2 separate regions of the Homo sapiens genome follow, and region 1 is linked to region 2. Evidence: read pairs that join two places in POLR2A ChIA-PET (ENCODE). Cell type or tissue: PC-3. All regions are shown on one strand. Each heading gives the region's core, and the rest is flanking DNA. Links, peaks and the distances in the headings are about the cores only. Region 1 overlaps ARHGAP42 (Rho GTPase activating protein 42). Region 2 has its middle 130 kb from the start of ARHGAP42.

The links. ChIA-PET counts read pairs that join two places held together with the same protein. Peaks named below come from ENCODE experiments on the same cell type or tissue, not always from the same donor. Only the 100,000 strongest peaks of a DNase experiment are listed, where the experiment ranks them.
Region 1: POLR2A ChIA-PET joins it to region 2 with 20 read pairs; 2 of 35 experiments call an interaction of 5 or more read pairs at or near these places.

What each region holds. Positions count from the first base shown.
Region 1 is chr11:100,770,478-100,781,797 of GRCh38, forward strand. All of the region lies in intron 2 of ARHGAP42 (Rho GTPase activating protein 42), which reads left to right. Among named protein-coding and RNA genes, the nearest start is that of ARHGAP42-AS1, 88 kb to the left of the region's middle. In PC-3, for the core only: no CTCF peak of the experiment used is centred there; DNase peaks (open chromatin) are centred at 5,984, 6,844 and 8,584; H3K4me3 peaks cover 2,046 bases; H3K27ac peaks cover 5,122 bases.
Region 2 is chr11:100,552,805-100,564,124 of GRCh38, forward strand. No RefSeq gene overlaps it. Among named protein-coding and RNA genes, the nearest start is that of ARHGAP42, 130 kb to the right of the region's middle. In PC-3, for the core only: no CTCF peak of the experiment used is centred there; DNase peaks (open chromatin) are centred at 5,607, 5,927 and 9,487; H3K4me3 peaks cover 931 bases; H3K27ac peaks cover 1,517 bases; H3K27me3 peaks cover 412 bases.

The DNA.
Region 1 (11,320 bases), core at 1,910-9,909, 220 kb after region 2:
TATTTTACTGAAATCAAATAGACACACACCTAAATAATAAACATGTAAAATATTTTCTGACTTTGACAATACTATAAGAGTGATTTTAGGTTTCTATGGAAGAAATTTTTTCTTTTTGGAGACAGAGTCTCTCTCTGTCACCCAGGCTGGAGTGCAGTGGCGTAATCTTGACTCACTGCAACCTCTGCCTCCCGGGTTCAAGTGGTTCTCCTGTCTCAGCCTCCTGAGTAGCTGGGATTACAGGCATCTGCCACCATGCCCAGCTAATTTTTTGTATTTTTAGTAGACACAGGATTTCACCATTTTGGTCAGCCTGGTCTCGAACTCTTGACCTCAGGTGATCCACCCGCCTCGACCTCCCAAAGTGTTGGGATTACTGGCGTGAGCCACTGCGCTTGGCCTAAAGAAAATATTATAAATTGTTTTTAAATCGAAGCTCTGTGTTTGTTTGTTTGTTGTTTCCATAAGGAAATGACTTAATCATTCTATAACTCAGGTCAGCCGAGCTTTGAATTATTCGTTCAAACAAATATATATTAGGTATCTACTATTAAATATACCAGGCACTGGTTTAAAAAATTATCTTCCTTTTTTTTCTTAATACTGGTTTCTTTTTTAATGTGAATATTTGTTTTTAAAGAAAACAAATCAGCTATGATTCCCTAAACCAGTGTTGTTGCAGATGCAGAACATTACTGCGGATCAGGAGACTTGAACCCTAATCTGACGTTGCCTCAGTAATTTGGCAATGTGTCCCTGGGGAAACCATGCTCCTTTCTGAAACAGAAGGATTCATCTCCCATAAAATGAAGAGGTCGTGTTATATGAACTCTGAAGTTTTATCTATATCTGACTTTTTATTGTTTGAAGGTCTGATTCTTATAACTCCCTCCACCCCCACCTTTTAAAGACCTCTACATTTTCCAGCTTATAGATGTGTGGTCCCTTTGTAGGCTGGATTAGAGATATGTCATATAATGAAAAGAGTATATAAAATATTTATGTATATTTTAGAGGATATTACTAAGTGTACCCTACTTCTGGGTGTAAAAATACAATACTACAAACACTTAAGAACAGTGACCAGTGATTGCCCAACTTTAATGTCTGTAGGAAACATCTGGAATTTTTTTTTTTTTGAGACAGAGTCTTGCTCTGTCGCCCAGGCTGGAGTGCAGTGGCACGATCTCGGCTCACTGCACCCTCCGCTTCCCATGTTCAAGCAATTCTCCTGCCTCAGCCTCCCAAGTAGATGGGACTACAGGCACCCGCCACCATGCCTGGCTAATTTTTTTTTGTACTTTTAGTAGAGACGGGGTTTCACTATGTTGGCCAGGTGGTCTTGAACTCCTGACCTTGTGATCCACCCGCCTTGGCCTCCCAAAGTGCTAGGATTACAGACGTGAGCCACTGCGCCCGGCTGGAAATCTTAATTGCAGGTCTTGGGTTGCGTGTAAGATTCACATTTCTAATAGATTTGAAAGTAATGTCCACACTGCTAGTCCATGGACCACGCTCTGAGAAGCAGGGATTTGTAATCCCCTTCATACCTCTCCACAATCACATTCCTCTTCTTCCTCTGCCCTTTCTTTTTCTTGTATAGTTCTACCAGTTATGTCTGTATTTCTAGACGGTATGTTTTATTAGCTTTGACTCCCTAAGTAGCAAGTCTTAGCACAGACCTCGCTGTGAAACAAAAGGGCAATGTTACCCCCACAAAAAGAAGGCTCTCAGGAGAAGCTAAGCTGAATGAATTTCAGCTTCATTGTGTGGCTTTAGCTTGCCTGCATTCACAAGAGCTCCTTTTGGAGAAATCTCTGGGCAGGGTACAGAGTCCTTATACAAGCTTTCTCTGCATGTGGAATTTACATGATGCATACATCATTGTGATCATATTCGCAGTCTTTCTGAGCAGATATATGCCAAGTGGTCACTCTCTTTGCTTGCCTTTTTAGAAGTGTTAGTTAATTTGAGGGGAGGGTGTAGTGGCTGGTCTTCTTTGGCCCTCAGTTTTGTGATCAAAGATGGTCCAGCCATGCCTGTCACTTGCCTGAGGTATAGTTAAAGTGCCTCCAGGAATAAGGGAGAGCCCTCCCACATGCATGACTTCTTCCTCCTCACAGCAGAGCTGGGGAAGGGCAGCATTAGGGATCATGCACTGCCAACATTTGGAACAATAGTGGTCATTTTGCTTGTCATTTCTTGACATTGGTGATATAAACGTCTGGTCCTCAACATAGGCTTTGTAGTATACACTTAGCCAGGTAAAAGCCTAGATTATATTACTAAAATACAAATATATTAGCATTATTACTTAGAAAAGCTATACCCACATATTTACGTAACAGTTATTTTCACTTAGTTGTTTATTTATTTTGAGACAGAGTCTTGCTCTGTCACCTAGGCTGGAGTGCAGTGGCATGATCTCGGCTCACTGCAACCTCCGCCTCCTGGGTTTGAGTGATTCTCATGCCTCAGCCTCCTGAGTAACTGGGATTATAGGCGTATGCCACCATGCCCAGCTAATTTTTGTATTTTTAGTAGAGATGGGGTTTCCCCATGTTGGCCAAGTTGGTCTCAAACTCCTGACCTCAGGTGATCCACCTGCCTCAGCCTCCCAAAGTGCTGGGATTACAGGTGTGAATCACCATGCCCAGCCTTCACTTAGTTATATTAAGCTATAAATTCCATGAAGGCAGAAGCCAGATTTTTTTCTTTTTCAACCCTTTTAGCCTTAGCGCTTGACCCAGATCCTAATAGTAGACCCTCAGATAAATTGTTCACTAAATGACATAATTTTCCTTATAAACTTTAATATTTTTCACTTATGTACATATTTTTCTAATACAATGATATATATAATTTGGTATTTTTTTCTTTGGAAAGAGGATTATAGCAAATACTCCTGGGTTTCCACAGATGATATAATTTTAATGGCTTCATGAGTTTATTTCATCAGGTTCATATACATGAATTTATGAAATAGTCCCTATAGTATGTTCAGGTTACTTCTGGTTGACCCTTTACCTGTTATTGTTAAGAGTACAGAAAACATCTTTCTGTATGTTTCCATTTCCATTAAGCTTCTTACTTAAAAGACATCTTGAAGTCACACATACATGTAGTAACTGCAGACGTAGGGTTTTTAATCACTATGCTACGCAGCCTTCTAGGCAGATGTTAGGTAATTTCCCCAAGTTGTAGTGAACTTGATATCTCAACAGTGGTTTGTTTGACTCTTTCCACTTTGGCTAATTGAACATTGTTGTGCAGCTGTTGCAGATTAGATTCGAGAGGTGTGAATTGATCAGTAGGTGAAGGCTTACAAGCAATGATTATTACATTAAATTTTAATGCTATGTGGGCTTTGTGAAGTTAAATCTCAGGTTGGAGATCAGGAGATGAAGAATCTACACAAGCAGATGTAATGTTGCTTGCTAATTTTAAATCAGGAGACTTATTTAAACCCTTTGCACTCGGAATCTGATTTAAATAGCAATGCTATTAGGAAAACTTAGAGCAAAATGACTTACAAGTATAAAATATTTCTGGAACAACTCCTGTAAAAATATAGATATGTTTCAATATCCTATTCAACACTTTTTACCCTTTACCTGAGCTCCCACATATACTCTAAACAGTTAAAAATAAATTATGTAGATAATAAAGAAGTAGTAGGAGGAGGCTCTGAAGAATCATTGCTGACCTGGAAGATTATGAGATTACACCAAGCTGTTCTACAAAGGACAATAAACTGGAAAATGTATCCCTGGGACTAACGTGTGTGTCTGGAGTGGGTGGAGCATAAGGATCACGCTTGTCCACCTTCATTGGCTTCAGTTCTACGTGGGACGGTACAGCGTTTTCACTGTCTTTACCTTGTTGAAGCCTGAGTTCCAACGACTTCTTTATTGCTCTGATTTAATGAAAGAGGAATGAGGTAGGGACAGCTGTGACTCTGAGCAGCGAGCAATAGCCCCACAACACTCTCAGCTGGAGTAGGCTTGAGACCTACTGATGACATAGCCACAAAATACTGTGACTTACAAAGAAGCTCATCTTTTGTATGTGGGTCATGTCAGTGCAAAATGACTTGAAAAGTAAGACATCGGCAGGCTTTCTGTGTGTAAGTTGGTGGTGGGAATGGGTAGGAAGGGAAGAGGAAGATGAATAAAGATGTCTGCTTTCATTGCGCTTACAGTGGAAGAGGATAAAAAAAGGTTTTGGGCAAAGTAAGGAAGAGAAGGTGGTGTTATTCTATCAGTATAATTGCCTAATTATGAAAGTTGTTCTGGGAGGGTGTTTGATGTGTAGGCCCATGTCTGGCCTGTACATCTGTCCCAACGCTTCACTGGTTCCCTCTGCCTCCACCCTTTTGGCCTGTGCTTGCTGGGTTTTTTGTTTTGTTTTGTTTTGCGCCAGTGACACACTGCTGGCTTGGAAGGAGGCAAAATGGGATTCGTTGTTCGAGACCCAGTGGGGAATTCCTGTGGCTCAGAGAGCAGGTCAGGACTGAAGTTCCAAGCAGGGCAGTGTCCTGCACTTTTTTTTTTTAGCACCTCCCTTTTCATTGAAGAGCATCAAGAGGCCATTGCCCTCCCTTCTCTAAGGATAAATGAGCTGCAGGTGAGCTTTGGCCTGTTCCCTTTCATCTGCTCACTGCAGTGCTGGGTGAGTGGGAAGTGGCCTATTGAGTCCATCCACATAACTTCCCACAGCTGCACTAACTGCCCACTTTTTATTTGGCTTTGGTGTTTTGAACTGAGTAAGGAAGACATTGAGTTAGGAGTACAGTGCTAGACACGCGGGGCTCAGAAATTGGTGATGGAGGGGAGAAGAGTGACTATAAACCGGTATAAGATAGATTCAAGCTTCCTCTCATATATATTTATAGGGGTAGACCAAATACAAAAAGGTACCATCATTTAACTATAATTACACAAGTAATATGTATGTAAATACAAAAACAATACCCATTGCATCAGTCCTGGAGCACACTCTTGCATGGGAATTGATAACGTTCCAACATGAGTTATTTGCCCAGCCTTAAAACCTTACTGATAGGAAATAAAAGGTTATTTGTGCAGAAACTAAAATCATATTCTTTTGAAAACACTGTTTATGGTGGGTTAGTTCAAACGGCTGGATGTCCAAAGATACTACTGTGAATCTGCCTATGAGACGGGTTGTTTAGCTGCATTGATTTAGCACATTAGTGTATAGGATAATAAAAGACTTTAAGTCTGAGCACATCACTTGAGAATTTTTAACCACACCAAAGCTGGAGTATGCAAGTTACTCTATTTTGTTTTTGTATTAAGTACTTATAATTTGAAATCATTTTAAATCAAAGATTAAAAATGAGAAGACCTCTAGGTTTTAAAAAAATTTAGATATTGTGGCCGGGTACGGTGGCTCACGCTTGTAATCCCAGCACTTTGGGAGGCTGAGGCGGGCGGATCACCTGAGGTTGGGAGTTCGAGACCAGCCTGACCAACATGGTGAAACCCCATCTCTACTCAAAATACAAAATTAGCCAGGAGTGGTGGTGAATGCCTGTAATCCCAGCTACTTGGGAATCTGAGGCAGGAGAATAGCTTGAACCTGGGAGGGGGTTGTTGCGGTGAGCTGAGATCGTGCCATTGCACTCCAGCCTGGGCAACAAGAGCAAAACTCCATTTCAAAAAAAAAAAAAGTTAGATATTGTTAGTCAAACTGAACTAGTGCCAATAAAAATGTTAGTCATTAATATGAGGCAAAGTTTATTCATTCTATGTAATCTTGGAAACCATTGGAAAGTCCAGTTGCGATTGTGCGTAAACAGCTTGGTTAGTGATGTTGTGTGATGACCTAGACTCTCAGGAAAGTCTTGAACAGTATGAGCTTTGGACTCAAGAGATTAAACATTTACCAAGAAGGAGAGTCACTTTGCTAGTAAATATTTTTGGTGGAGACTTCATTCCTTTAGACACACCTAAACAGAAAATTCCTGTGGTAGTGACAGGCAATACACTACCATTTGTCAACTAAGGTAATAGCTCCAAATTAGGAGTGGAGAAATGAGTCAGTCAGTTAGGTAGTTTGGATCAAACTATATTTTTTAACAATCCCCCAGCTATTTCTGACATAACTAGTGTATTGCTGGTCCCTTGTTTACTCCATTTTAAATGCAGATATGCAGACATAGCAACAAGGATAGTGCCTAATAGTTAGCATCGGCCGGGCACAGTGGCTCACTCCTGTAATCCCAGCACTAGCACTTTAGGAGGCCTAGGCAGGCAGATCACCTCAGGTCAGGAGTTCAAGACCAGCCTGGTCAACATGGTGAAACCCCATCTCTTCTAAAAATACAAAAATGAGCTGGGCATGATGGCACGTGCCTGTAATCCCAGCTACTCGGGAAGCTGAGGCAGGAGAACCACTTGAACCCGGGAGGTGGAGGTTGCAGTGAACTCAGATTGCACCACTGCACTCCAGCCTGGGCAACAAAGTGAACACTGTCTCAAAAAAAAAAAAAAAAAAAACACGAAGAGCATGTCGCATTTTAAAAAAGAAGCTGTTTTATGGAAATGCTTGTACGAATCGTACATGTACTGATTGATGGATGAGAGCTCGAACATGAACCAAGTTTTGTGTACAGCATTGGCTGAGGTGCCCTGACATTTTTACTTCTTGTTCTGTCTTTAGGAGAATGTGTTGAAAGGTGAAGGTATAGCAGGTTAAAATAGTGGCAATTCAAGTCACAGGGGCTTTACTATGTCTTCCTGTGCTGGCAGTGCTTTGCCAAGGTGCAAATATTTATTGTTTGATTACCTCTCTGAGGCTGGGTGTGCATCAGTGGGTTACTGTGGTGAGGTGACTCACATTGATCTGTAGATAGAAGCCTGAGAGTGATCTTGGATACCTGATCTGAGGGTGTCAAGAAGAATTTTTTCAAGGGAGTGGTTGGAAAATCTCATTCAGTTTCTTTGTTAGAAGAGTGACTGTGTAAAAAGGCATAAAATTTTTACTTACTTTGAAGATGCGTCTGTTAGGTCAAATGGAAAGGTAATATTTGATTCTGTTTCCCAAATGAGAAATAGGAATATAGTCTAGGGTGGAAAGTATGGGAAACAATTTACTTTTTGTATTTGGAAAGGATTCCTCTATAGTGTAGAAACACTTTGAGAGATAATAGCTTTTGTTTCAGGTTAAAAATCATAACTGCCATAATAAATGCAGAAAATGCATTCAAAAGATCATTAATAATTTTTCTTAAAAAAAAGACCTATTTTCTTTTTTGACTTAAACAAATTCAATGATTAAATTATTGAAAATGCTTCTGTGAAAATTTTCTTCAGAATTTGGTCATGAGTACAAATATGCATTTTTACAGTTTACTCAATATTTGTCTAGTGGTATTGTGATACAAAAGGTAGAACTGGGCGGGGTGTGATAGTTCACACCTATAATCCTAGTGCTTGCAGAAGCCATGGCGGGAGGAATGCTTGAGACCAGGAGTCCCAGACCATCCTGGATGAGGCCCCAGTTCTATAAAAAGTAAAAATTTAGCCAGGCATGGTGGCATGCACCTATAGACCTAGCTACTCAGGAGGCTGAGGCTGCAGGATCCCTTGAGCCCAGAAGCTGAGGTTACATTAAACTATGATCACACCACTGTACTGCAGCCTGGGTAACATGTTGAGACCCTGTCTCTTAAGAAAAAAAAAAAAGAAACGGTGAAGTTGTTTGTAGCCATGAGATTCTTCTTGGGCATTTTTAGGAAAAATTTCTAAACCAAAGGCAATGCCATTATCAACCACAGCTGAACTCTTCTAAAAGAGACCTGTGATATTTTATTAAATTTGAGGAAGTAAACTACCTTCTCATTTGCTGAATCAAAAAAAAAATATCCATCATTCTTTACAGACCCTCATTACAACCACTTAAATGTGGTTATATAAATCAGGAAGTCGTGTATTAAAGTGGAACATTTCTAAATGCCTAAATTGTTTATACAAATAACATTTTCTTTTTAACTCTGCAGAGGAAGCATATTTTACTTTTTAATAGCTCTCAGTTGGACAATTGAATTATTGTTTTCCTGTTTTTTTTTTAAACCACCCTTATTTTTGTACCCACACAGAAACCACCCACAATTAATGATGGAAGCAGCTGGGAAAGTTGCACATTTCAGGTGGTGTTCCTCTCTTAAAAAAAACACGCTGCTTGAGAGAGATGCTTTTATCATATTAGCTGTGTATTTTGAAGCACTTTATTTGACTTAATTTGAAATTCAAAAGCTTAGGTGTTTCATATTTCAGGCTTCGAGTTAAAAAACAACCTGAAAACTTGTCATGTCACAAGCCTGGAAAGAAATTTATTTTTTAACTGATGGATAGACATTAATCCCCTAAAACCTCATTCTTTTTTTGTGACTTTGTTCTGCCCAACAAAAAATAGCCCAGTCTTTTGTACAGAGGGCTCACTTGCTTATCACTTGTAGCAAATTATATGCTCTTTGAGGTCTGAAAGTTTTACTCATATTCCTATTCCTTCGTAGTACTTTAGAGCTTTATTTGTAGCAAAGATTTAATATTTGTAGAGTGAACAACCACAGCTGTAAAAGCTATTAAACTTTTACAGAAATGAATCACTTTAGGGTAAATAGAATTTTAGAGCCTTATATTAACAATAATATATATACTGGCTGGGTGCAGTGGCTCACGCCTGTAATCCCAGCACTTTGGGAGGCCAAGGTGGGTGGATCACCTGAGGTCAGGAGTTCGAGACCAGCCTGACCAACATGGAGAAACCCCATCTCTACTAAAAATACAAAATTAGCTGGGCTTGTGGCACATGCCTGTAATCCCAGCTACTCGAGAGGCTGAGGGAGGAGAATTGCTTGAACCTGGGAGGCAGACTTTGCGGTGAGCCAAGATTGCACCGTTGCACTCTAGCCTGGGCAACAAGAGCGAGACTGCGTCTCAAAAAAAAAAAAAAAAAAAAAAATATATATATATATATATACACACACACACATATATACACGTATATATATACGTATACATGCGTATATATACGTATATATATACATATACATACGTATATATACGTATATATACATATATACGTGTATATATATGTACTTACTTGAATATATCTACTATGGTTCTTTTCAGTATGCTAATCTAAATTTTCAGAGGGTAATAGGTCATAAATTAACACACATGCACACACATATGTAATTTTTACATGTACTTTAGAATCATTTAGAACAAGTTTTTGGCTGGGTGCGGTGACTCACATCTGTAATCCCAGCACTTTGGGAGGCTGAGGCAGGTGTATTACCTGAAGTCAGGAGTTCGAGACCTGCCTGGCCAACATGGTGAAACCCTGTCTCTACTAAAAATAGAAAATTTGGCCAGGCATGGTGGCGCGTGCCTGTTGTCTCAGCTACTCGGGAGGCTGAGGCGGGAGAATTGCTTGAACCTGGGAGTCAGAGGTTGCAGTGATCCAAGATTGCGCCACTGCACTCTAGCCTGGGGGACAGAGTGAGACTCCATCTCAAAAACTAAAAAAAAAAACAAGTTTTAAAAATATTTATAAATATTAAAATAAATTTTAAACCAGAGTTAAAAATTTATTCTCTTTTTGCATTTATTCAATATTTATTGACTACCTGTTATGTGACAAGAACTGTGCTTGTGAAAAAGGTGGTCCAAATTTTGCTCTCATGGAGTGTACAAACTAAAGGATAAGGTGGTAAACCCCTTTTTTAAAATAACATGACTTTAAAAAAGGCTTATTTCAGGGAGGTGGATAGAGAGTCAAGGAGAACTTTTATCTATGGTTAGTAAAAAATAATCTCAACAAAATAATTAGTGTAATAAATGCTATGACCTATGCTAATTTGGGATGCAGAAATATATACTTGATCCTAATTATTTGCAAGTTTTATATTTGTGAATTAACATATTCTAAAATGTATTGGTAACCCCAAAAGCAATATTGCTGGTGCATTTGTGGATATGGGCAGAACAGTGATGAAGTTGGTCCACCTGACCCACCCAGGATCCACTCTATGAAGCATGGTGGAGCGTTATTGAAGACTAATAATACGATAGGTTTTTTGCTCTTCTGTAAGAGCGACATTGTTAAAGCCGAAGGCCGATGGGGATTAGAGTCAGAAACCGGCTTTGTAGCTTTCTCTTGCCTCTCTTTTGAACTTGTCTGTGCCTGCATTTCCTGGTTATACAACTCATTTATTCAGTAAATACTTAAGTATCAACCAGATCTAAGCCACAATGGGTGGCATAAGTAGTTTAAATTTTTTTTGGAGGACACCAACATTAAACAACCAAAGACGTGAAGTCACAATTGTTTTGAATCGTGTAAAAACAAAGCTAATTATGCTAAGAGAACATAGTCAAGATAGACTAGGCATTGTTGGGTGCCTATTGGTTAACATCAGAGCCTAGAAAAATAAGTGATGGCCCTTGTGGGTGTTATGGGCACAGCTTGCACTTTTGTTAATTGGAAAGAGTTCAATAGTAATAGATCATTTCTCAAAGTTCAGCCCACTGGCCCTGTTTTTTTGGTGTTTTCCTAGTTTTCTTTGTGGAGTTTCTCTAACTTATGTTAAATATACTGTAATATAAATTAATCAGCTTTAAAATAGCCTTTGAGGATGGTATTGTACAATAGGTGTTTTCTTGGTGTGGAGTAGTTTACCTCTTTCTCTCTGGGAGCTGCATTTCTATAGTTCTAGGATCTTTCTCTTACTTTCTTTATGTACATGTGAGGGTGGGGAGGAACAACATGAACTGTTTTTTTTTTTCTGAATGATCGGAAAATGCTACTTCTGACTTAGAAATGTTGGCTTGGTTTCCCAAATCACAACTTTAGTATAGTGGAGTAGAAGGAGACTTTGGTGAGCATGGGAGATAATGCTGATGTTTTCCTTCAGACCCAGAGGTGAAATGATTTTCTGAAGTCACATGGGTACTAGAACCTTGATAACTGGCTCTTAGGTTGTCAACTTTGACTTTGAGGTTACTTGTTCATTCACTCAATAAATACTTACCAAGCACCGAGAATTTGTCAGGTACCATGTTAGGTGCTGAAGATACATCATTGTGCAAAACAGAAATAAATCCTCACCCCAAGGGGGTTTGTATTCTTGTCAGAGGAATTAAATGATAAAACAGTTAAGTTCACTATATATTAAACTATGAGAAGTGCTACAAAGAGTCACAATTATTCAGATTTTTTTCTGTAATAGTTTTAATATACAGATATCTGTAATTTTAAGATGTTGATGTTACAACAAACTGCCTGT
Region 2 (11,320 bases), core at 1,685-9,684:
TCCAATTGTGCTGCCTTCAATTTGGAGACATGAAGATGGCATCAAAGCTGTTGTCTGCACAGTCTCTGACTTGAAGACAGCGATTCCCCTTCGCAGGGTCAGTCCAGGCAGAGCTCTGGGCACCCAGCACAGGAAGTTCCCTTCTGCTCTCTTGCTACCTGTTCAGCCCCCCGGGAAGAATGAGCTTCCCCTGACACACAGAGAAGTTCACACGAAATCATTTGTAAAGTACAAGAGTTCAAGATGTCATGTCAAATACCTTTCAATAAATTAAGATGGCAAAACTCAGGGGAAAGAGGAGAAAGGGAGTTTAAAACCTCACACACAGGAAGAGATTGCAGATTTATTATCCAGAGGTATTGAAGGACTTCAGGACATACCACCCCAGGATATGTTGTTTTGGCACATACGTGATCTGAGAGAACAAAATAGATGCGCCTTTATCAACTAAGATGGTCCCTAAGGTTAAACAAAGTTACTTAACAGATCAAAGGCAAAGGGCCCAGGTGGCCTGGCAAATTTTTGAATTCCTAGGGCTACAAGAAAAACCACGCTCTTAATACAACCCAGACCACTACAGCTCTGATTGGACAGAGGACTGGCCTTCTAAACTTTTTTTTTTTTTTTCTTTTTTTTGAGGCTGAGTATCACTAGGTTGCCCAGGCTGGAGTGCAATGGCACGATCTCAGCTCACTGCAACCTCTGCTTCCCAGGTTCAAGCAATTCTCTGCCGCAGCCTCCCAAGTAGCTGGGATTACAGGTGCCTGCCAGCGCACCCGACTAATTTTTGTACTTTTAGTAGAGATGGTGTTTCACCATGTTGGCCAGGCTGGTCTTGAACTCCTGATCTCGTGATCCACCTGCCTCAGCCTCCCAAAGTGTTGGATTACAGGGGTAAGCCACCGTGCCCGGCCTAAATATTCTCTTACTGCAGACCGTAAGCCAGTTTCAGCCAGCTTGTAGAGGCTGTGCACAAACTGTCTTTGTTTCCTGTAGTTCACCTTTTAACATAAAGAGCCAAATTTCACCCCAATTTAATGCTAAAACCCTGCAAAAAAATGAACACGGGATGTATGTTACATGTATGTGTATCCTTGTGCACACACTCAGCTCCCCTCATAAATATGTATAGCTTTTCCCCAAAACCTGCTGAATATGTATGATTCTGCTGTGTAATGCGGAACCTGTGAGGCATAAAATCCAACCGGCTCTTCCCCTCTTTGGAGACGGAGCACCTTTAGCACACACCTGAGACTGTCTCTTGTCAGCTTGCGAATTGAAATTACCAATAAAGTTCAGCTTCCTACTATTTCACCATCCAGGTGGTCTCTTGAATGACAGGTATATTATTTTGAGCTGAAGGCATTTGCAAAACAGCAAATGCAGAGAGAGGCTTTCTCTGAATTCCCCTTATTTGCCCAAGGTCAGATACTTCAAAAGGAACACAATTGTAGTCAATCTCCTCCCCAGGAGTTTCATCAACCAGGTAAAATTGACCCTTATGGCAGGGCGCGGTGGCTCACACCTGTAATCCCAGCACTTTGGGAGGCCAAGGCGGGCGGATCACCAGGTCAGGAGATCGAGACCTTCCTGGCTAACACGGTGAAACGCCATCTCTACTAAAAATACAAAAAAAAATTAGCCGGGCATGGTGGTGGGTGCCTGTGGTCCCAGCTACTCCAGATGCTGAAGCAGGAGAATGGCGTGAACCCGGGAGGTGGAGCTTGCAGTGAGCCGACATGGTGCCACTGCACTCCAGCCTGGGCGACAGAGCAAGACTCCGTCTCAAAAAAAAAAAAAAAAATTGACCCTTATCATAGTAGAGGAGACTAAATTTGGCACTACACCCAGACAAACCTTGTCATAAACTATCGTATCTCCCATGTACTTTTCTCAGGGCTCATTCATCTTTCCTAAAAATCATTTACTGGCCGGGCACGGTGGCTCACTCCTGTAATCCCAGCACTTTCGGAGGCTGAGGCCGGCGGATCATGAGATCAGGGGATCCAGACCATCCTAGCTAACACGGTGAAAGCCCATCTCCACTAAAAATACAAACAATTAGCTGGGCGTGGTGGCGGGCACCTGTAGTCCCAGCTACTCGGGAGACTGAGACAGGAGAATGACGTGAACCCAGGTGGCAGAGCTTGCAGTGAGCCAAGATCACGCCACTGCACTCCAGCCTGGGCGACAGAGCAGGACTCAGTCTCAAAAAAAAAAAAAAAAAAAAAAAAAATCATTTACTCTCCCCCAAGTGGTCTACACTCCTTCCCCTTCTTCTGTTAAGACAAAATATAAGCCAATGGGGTTCAGAACATACTAGTCACAACTTATGATAACTTTGCATTTGAGAAAACAGCAGAAGGAAGGTCACTCTCACCTTCCCCTCACCCCTTCCCCCTGAAGCAGATCATAAGACCCTCATTCCAGAGATGCCCTCCGTATACCCAGAGGAAAGAAATAGCCTCATCTCTGAAGACACAGGGACATACAGAAGAATCTGAACAAACAGGACTTACTAAGCTCCCTCTCATTTATCACTATTAGGTTGTGTCCCCTTTGTCCAACAGTACTTCTCCACAACCATCCACATCTTCATCAGATTTAGCATGAAAATACACAGGTTTCCCTGTTTCTTTGGATCTTCATTTCTGAAGGCTCGCTTGTTCTGTAAAACTTACATTAAATAAATGTGTATGCTTTTCTCTTATTAATCTTTCTTTTGTTATAGGTGTCTCTGCCATGAACCTTGCAATAAGTGAGAGAAGGTACTACTTTTTCTCTCCTGCAGCTCTCATGTCTCCTCATATTTTTTGATACTCGCTTTTTTTCTATGACGCCCCATGTATGTAATATTAAAAATTAATAAAATTGCATACTTTATCCCCTGTTAATCTGCCTGTTGTTCATTTATTTTATAGACCCAGCTGTTGAACTATGAGGACATAAGAAAAGTCTTTCCCCCTCTGGAGTTCAAATAAGGAAACATTAACAGGGAGAATGCAAGCAAACCTAAAATTCAGAATATAATTACTTTGATTGACATAATGGGAAGGTCAACATGACTTCCCAGAAAATGACATGCAGGAAAACAGGCAATTTGTAAAAGAGTGATGATTTTGAAAGTGGAATTTGTTTCTTAGAATTATTTTTATGCATTCTTTCCCAACAGCCCCAAGTTTAAGAATTCATCCAAAAAGTATGTGTTAAAATACCCTACTAGGATGATTTCAACTTGTTTTTGCTCCCTTTTTAGGCAGATTTTGTTCCACTTGCTTATTCAGGCATTGTGTGAGCAATTTCTTCTGTTGTTCTGATAGAATCCAATGTTCCTCTCTCTTCAGGATGTGCCAAGGCAAAGCATGCTTTTTGTCTTTGCTGCCTTTCTAATTCAAATGTTGTTGCTTTACACTGGTTGCTAATGAATCTCCTGATTATGATTCTGCCTATGTATGGACCCTTAAATCTCACTGGGACCCATTTTCTATACCCTCAGTTTGCAAATATCCAGGTACCTATACTCAAGGAGTGGGGTTTTCTTTGTTTTGTTTTGTTTTGTTTTCTGGGTGAAACAGATAGAAAAATAATTTACCTAAAATTTTTCCTCCATTCTCTGGCACAGAATTCGGTATTCATAAACTCAGGTCAATAGCCTGCATTAAAGTGGCTTTCCATTGATCAGAGATCTGCGTTTGTATTTTAGAAAGAGTAGGAGACACTTCATAAAAGACAACTTTAAGTCAATATCCTACATGTCACAAACAAAACATTATTTGTTAGTCACAATGTGAATATTTTTAACGCCTGTGGGGAATGAGACTATCTTAAAGCTGATGAGCTCCCAGAAGGAAAATAGAATTTGCAGGTTATCTGACTTTGAATTCACCCTGAAAGATAATAATACTAAATAAAACTTTATAGCTATGAAGACTGAGGCTCAGCAGTTAAATAGTTTTGCAACCACAGACATTTAGGACCTTAGATGTCCTCTAGTCCAGTTATCTGTTTCTACATATACAGAAACGAGTACAGGGAGGTAAAGCAATTTGGGCTGTCATGCAAATAGTTTTTCATCTGTTTGGGTACAGTGCTTTCTCTGGCTTCTGAACAACTATTATGCATGTTATCTGTACCTCTGCAATTTAATCACAGCCTCTGCTTTGTGACACTTTTTGTTTATGAATTGTGGTGAAGAGACTCTAAAATGTGGTGAAGAGACACAAGAGGCCAGTGATCCTGTCTCATGTGCCTGGACAATTTCCTCCCCTTGAATGTAAGTGGGACCTATGACTTCTTTCTAACCAATAGGATGTGGCAAAAATAATGGAATATCATTTCATAATTTCATTACATAAGATGATTCTCACATCTGTTTAGTTCAAGCAAACTATTAAAACATGAAAATAGATGCATCATTCACATATGACTTACATGCAGGAAATTATTAGCTATTGGGTTTTTTTGAGACAGAGCCTCACTCTGTCACCCAGGCTGGAGTGCAGTGGTACAATCTCAGCTCACTATAACTGTCACCTCCCAGGTTCAAGTGATTCTCATGTCTCAGCCTCCCAAGTAGCTGGGATTACAAGCGTACACCAACATGCCTAGCTAATTTTTGTATTTTTAGTAGGAAAGGGGTTTCAACATGTTGGCCAGGCTGATCTAGATCTCCTGGCCTGAAGATATCTGCCCACCTCAGCCTCCCAAAGTGCTGGGATTACATCCATGAGCCACTGCACCCGGCCAGCTACTGTAAAAACATAACTAAGTCTTTGAAAATATTTAGGTTATTACAATTATTATTCTACTTTACTGTATATGTTTAAAACTACTTAATAAATGGAAACAGGTTAACCAAAGTGAGAAATATTATTGGAATAACACCATGCCAATATCAAATAGCATTATTAAAATATATTTTGGTGTTAATGTAAAAATTAAAATAGGGACAGACTTTAAGCCCACAAACATGATGAAATATTTCTTATTTTTAGGATTTTATATATGAGAATCTTAAATTATTTTTATGAATCCAAAGGAATAGAGAAAATTTCTTATTAGAATCTCATTTTTGTGTAGTTTTCTAAAACATTACCATCTGCCAAGGTATATTTGAAGATGATATCATGGCCCCAGGAATAAACTAGCCTCATCTGGGTTGGTTGGTTTGTTTGTTCCCAACCACCGCCCCTGCCACGTGGACTTTGGCACAAGTTGTAAAAATTAATTTTACTTATAAGTTATCTTCATTTTAATGTTGGGTGACAAACTGCTGACTTGTTAGATACTTAGATTTAAACTATAACAAAGCAACTGGTGCTTTTATGAGTGGAACCGAAAGTGATCTGGAGCTCCTAAGGTGACCAGGCATCCTGGGAATTTATGAGCCTGATCTGTGGAGGGTATTCGAGTTTTCCCTGCCCTATCTGCCGTGGCTGCTCTATAACCAAGTATCGAACCAAGATAAATGAACTTTGCACATTTAAATTTTTGACTCTTAAAAGTTAACTGGGAATAAGAAGTTCTTAAATGTTGGAATCAGAATCTTAGAACTGAAGAGGACCTTGGAGGTTAACCAATTTGACTTCCTCACTTCACAAATGAGTCACCTGAGCAATTCCTTTGCCAAGTAGATGTGATTAATTCTATCTTAGAGAAAAATATGGCCAGAGAAGTGATCTGTTCAGGATTGAAAATCTAATGGATCAGGAAACCACAACATCAGTTCGTATCTGTCTGACTCTAAAATTTGATTATCTCCCGTGACACCATCCTGCCTTTCATAAAATTCCTCAGAAGCAAGAATATGGTTTATAGAGATCCAAGAACAGAGAGCTTTAGAAGAGACACAAAGAAAACCCTTAAACAGTGTAAGATGAGCCTTCACAGAGCAGGTAGGGAAAGACGTTGTCAAAGTACACCTTTCAAAATGTTAACTCTCATTCAAATATTTGGTAAATGTGTCAAAGATTTGTTTAATGCATCAGAGACAGGACCAGCAGGATAGTAAAGCTGGTTCAAAGAGCATTTGCAGAACAGAGGTTTATATAGGCATTCAGGAAGGCAATGATGGGCTGGGTGCGGTGGCTCACACCTGTAATCCCAGCACTTTGGTAGGCCGAGGTGGGCAGATCACTTGAGGTCAGGAGTTTGAGAGCAGCCTGGCCAATATGGCAAACCCCCCCTTTCCTAAAATTCCCAAAAAAAAAAAAAAAAAAAAAAAAAAAACAATTAGCCGGACATGGTGCATACCTGTAGTCTCAACTACTTGGGAGGCTGAGGCAGGAGAATTCATTGAGCCCAAGAGGCAGAGGCTGCAGTGAGCTGAGATCGCACCACTGCACTCCAGCCTGGGCAATGGAACGAGACTCTGTCTCAAAAAAAAAAAAAAAAAAAAAAAGGAAGGTAGTGATGAAACAGGTTTGATAAATTTGGCTTTTATTATAAAAACTGGTTTATGACCTATAGGGCAATAAAACCACAAGCTTGGGGTTTAGGTTTTTCTACTGAGAGAATAAATTTACATCTCTATTGATAAAAATCATTTATAATTTATCAGTCTGCTTACTATGCAGAATTCAAGCCCTAATCAATAGTAAATAGTATATCAAAGTTTCATTTCTCTAGAGAAATACTCTCTTGGGGTAGTTGCCTAGTAGCTATCTGGCAACTATGTATTTAAAGTTATATTCCTTGACCAGCACTTGAAGTCCTTAGTTTTTGGGGCCAATTAAGTATGGAGCAAAGTATACTAATAATTGACCATGCTGGGGGTAGAGTTGGCCTCCTTTTATAAAAGCTAAGAAGCAAAGAAAAAAAGTGAGCATAAACAGAATATCATGCCACCTCATCCCAGAGATGACCCACAGAAGTAACCTCAGGCAAGGCTATAAATTTACTCCAAAAGTAACTTTGTTTACAATGGAACACAGACAGTTGGACACTAGCACCTGATATAAAGGAGTTCTGGGCATCCCAATCCTATTCTCAGGAAAAAATGGTCTTTTCATTCCATTTCTATCTTGCTTCTTGCCTCAAAATCTGTTCTTGTATTTAACTGTCTCCAAGTTTTTTACCTAACCTGGAATTCTTAACTGAGCACCTTGGATCTGTTGGCAGGTTTGTCATGAACAGCTTAAAATCATGACACTTGAATGAATAGAAAATCATCTTTTCCTTTTACCTTGGCGGAAACAAGGTTGGAACTTTTCAGTGAAACATACACTATAAAGTAAAAGAAAATCCACAATATCATATCAAAGAATATTTAGAAAGCATAGTCAATTTCTGGTGTGGCTTTAATTAACTTAAGCTCATTAAGAATCCTTCCATATCATTGGGGGATTCTGCTCAAGGAAATTAAAGTATTTTTTTTTCTTTTCCTCATGTATAACTGGGGAACCGTGCCTGGAAAAAATAAAATCAATCACCTTTTCTTCAACCTTATCTTTCCCCTTTTCCCACTTCTTTTTCCACCTCCTATCTTTGCTCTAGCATGAAGCTTCAAAGAGGCTCCAGTGACCGTTCACCTCTCTTCCTCCCATCTGAAAGTTAATGTGTTCAAAGGAATCCAGTAGACTGATTACTCTCATTTTTGTCCCTGCTGTATCTTAGAGGGGGAAAAAAAAGTAAAGGCAAAGTCCAGGCATTTAACTGCCTACTCAACTTCTATTCTAAAACTAACTTAACTCTGTCTACTGGCAGAATTGAGTCCAATGATAGTAATTGCTTCTGAAAAGCAAAAGACAGTCAGAAGTCTATTTTAACTTCTCCTTGACTCCTTATTATCAATGAATGTGCCTTCCTGTATGCCAGCTTGGAAATATAAATACCTGTTTCTAAAAGTACAGCATATAATGGCTGAGAAGGTTGAGAAATTGAGATCGCTGATCAAGATCCATTAGCGCCCTAGTACACTCTGAACATTGATTGGCAGTAAATACAGTAGCAAGCATGAAACTTGATAGAATGGGACACAGGCCAACCACAGGCAGACATACAAAACCTAATCTGAGGGCAGTATAAGAGACAAGGGACAAATTTAGGTTCCCAGCCTGGCACACACAGTGTAAAAGATCCAAATATGGTCTTTTCCCCTACAAATTTTTTTTCTTAGGAGAAGATGGAATCACCCTAGAGACTGCATCCAATTTTATCTGCATATACATATTAGTTTAATTCAAAGTGGTCTCCCCGTCCCTTTAATAAAACTAAATGAGAAATATGACAAGTCATGTAAAAAGGGCTAATAAGTTTACAAGATCTTCCTTCTGAAGTGGCAATTTTAAGTTAATTTTTTAGTGAACTTTTATACTTTAATAAAAACTTGTACTTTATTTTAAGGGAAATAGAGCCTCCTGCTCTCTTTATGCTTAATTTAGAATATCTGCAAAATACAGTATATTTTTTTGAAATCTTCTTGGGGAAATGATTCTTATTCTTATCTCTGTTGCTACATTGACCAATGCTCTGCCTCTTCCCTGGTATTTTATCCAGTAAATGTTCTCTTGCAAGGGAAGTTTTTCCAGCTGGAAAATATTCAGAGATTTTCTGATCTAAGGTTACTGTTGTTTGGTTCTTCCCACACTAATATCCTTAGTGAGTCCTAGACTTTATACTCCTCTCAAAATCTTGCCTTTTTAAAAAAAACTTTTAAGCTCTGAAGTTTTTAAGCTCTAAGTTAATTCACTAAGTTAATGAAATTGCTGACTCTCCATTTTCTAATTTCTTTTCCAACTGCAGGCAGATCTGCTTCTCCTTTTAATGGTGTTCTGTTTTTCTGTAAGTTTATCTTTCCTTTTTATGCAGTTTCAGATGAAGGTTTATTTGCTTTTTGACTTCAACTTGCCCCATGAAGAGCAACAGTTTTCACTAGGCCTGAGTGCCTTCCTGTTTTTCTTCATCTTTCCCGTAATTCTTGTATATGTTGCTTAAAATTTGGTATCAAACACCACAAAGTGACTCTGCAGACTTTAAATAGAAGGAAGATTATATTTAAAAGTTTGGGGTATCTCATAGAATTGAGGGAATGATTAAGCAGTCAAGACTCTGTAAGTTAAGGAACGAAGGCAGCTGGGGATATTGAAGCACCTGGAGTTTATGGAATTTCAATGATCATCTTTTCAGAGCAAATAGAAAAATGAGTTATAATGCAACTGAAAAATAAATAGATACAAAGATAGAGAAAACAGACTATAGATACAATGTACAATATAATCCCAGTTTTGAAAAAGAAATAAGGTATAGTATTATCATAATGGATCACATATTAGAATAATGATTTTCTTCATTGTATTTGTCTATTCTCAAATTAACATGTATTACTCGTGTGATTTTTGAAGTTTGAAAGTAAAATATCTCTCTGTTGTGGAGTTATAAATAAATGACCTCTGTGAACACATCATTCATCAGAACCATCCATTAGTGTTTATTAACTTCTGGCTGGTGGCCCAACACATTCCTCTGCAATGTGTTGGCTCTCCGCAGTTTTTGCATTGTGTGGGATTTGAATAAACTTCAATACCCCAGAGAAGGTCCAGTCTTTTCTCTCTGCCTCTCTAAACTGTTGCAAGAAGAACTGGCTCTTCCAGCTCTCTATTTCCTTCTGTGATTCTGCTACCCTTTTCATGCAGTTCCCTCTGGAACTCAGTTCTAGAAGATCTCATTCTTTGTCTAACATCATTTTGTTGGATCTTGAAGACTGTGGGTGTTATTGCCTTTCATGGGACAGGAAAGGGAATTATGACTGCCTCCACAGGAAAATAAAATTTTGCAGTGGGTAATATTGGTTACAGAACAGCATAAAGAAGAAACAACACCATGTTTTCAGTGTAATTCAAATATAATGTGAGACATAAGAGAGTCTCAATCCATACTACCAGAAAAAGCAGAATATAAACATATATATAAGAAGATTCCATTTGTAAAAATATGCCTATATTACTATCTTTAACTTGGATCACCACAAATAAATTTTTCTTTTTGCTCATCAGTGTTCCCTAGTTGTTGTTTTTTCCCCTTAAATAAACCTGTGTGACTTATTTTAAACATTAAAAAGGTAAAATTATAACTGCAGGTGGGTTACATATTGTCAGGAAGAGACTACATACACATGAACACCCCGCTGCATCTTCCCAATTGGCCGGCCAAGATTTCAGAAACGGTGGAAGTGAGGTAGCTGCACAGAGCTGGAGCAAATGCAGCCCACCTCGGCCTGGCTTTTTCCTCACCCCTGACTCCCCTACAGGGTATGCAGCTGCCTGCAACACTCACTGGCCAGAGAGAATCCTGACAGAGCTGGGGAAAAAAAATTTAAAAGGTAAATGTTTGCTGCACCACTGCCATACTTGGTTTGACTCTCATAATTATGTTGGTTGTAGGATATGGTTCAGAAATCCTTTTCCCACGGTAGCACTGAAACTGAGATCCAGCCGCCCACTAGAGTTCATTGTGGCCATTTATAAATACATATAATATTGTTAAACTTACCATTATCCTGCTCAATCTATGCGTTCCATTACTCTCAGAGTAGGCACTACTCTACTATACTAGACAAGTAATACTGTACTAGACAAGGATGGGGCCTAATAACTGTGGCATGTGCCCCTCCGTAAAACCGGCTCTTGCCTTAGCTTTTGGAGGGCTTTAGATTGTGGGTAACCTTCGCTATCCACAGTGGAAGCCCAGGATTTTCTTTATCTATCCTGTTTCCTGACCTGACTCTTCTTTCTAGTGTTCCGTTCCCTTTAGTGTTCTTCCACTTTTTTAGGACACTCCAGCTGGGTTTTAAAATTCAGCATGCCCCTTGAAGACAGAACAGTCCTTTCCTCACCACATACAGAGCTGACAGTGCTCTGCTTTCGCCTGAGGATAGGTGGAATGGTACTGATTGTCTGCAGTTGAGAAGCAAAAGTATGGCTTCCTGACCAATTCATGAAAAATGCCTTGAGCTAATTACTAGTGGTTAAAGAAACACTGCCACGGGAACAGCACTCCTCCAGACTGATGTCACCAACAGCGTGCTTACAGCTTCTCCTCATATGTGAAAACAAATACCTATGCTTTTATGATTGCAGAGGAGAAAAAGTAATGTCTTTTTCTTATTCATTACAAGGTTCACGTCTAAGACTCCTATAACAAAAGATAGATTAACAAGAGAAAAGCATGCAAATTTGTTTAATCTAATTTTTATGTGACAGATGTCAGAAATGACGGCCCAAAGAAATGGGGAAATCTGTGTGTTTTTATGGACAGTCACGCAGGAGTGTGATTAAAGGACAAAAGGGTATAATCTAATGGCAATAAAGCGGGATAAGTTTTA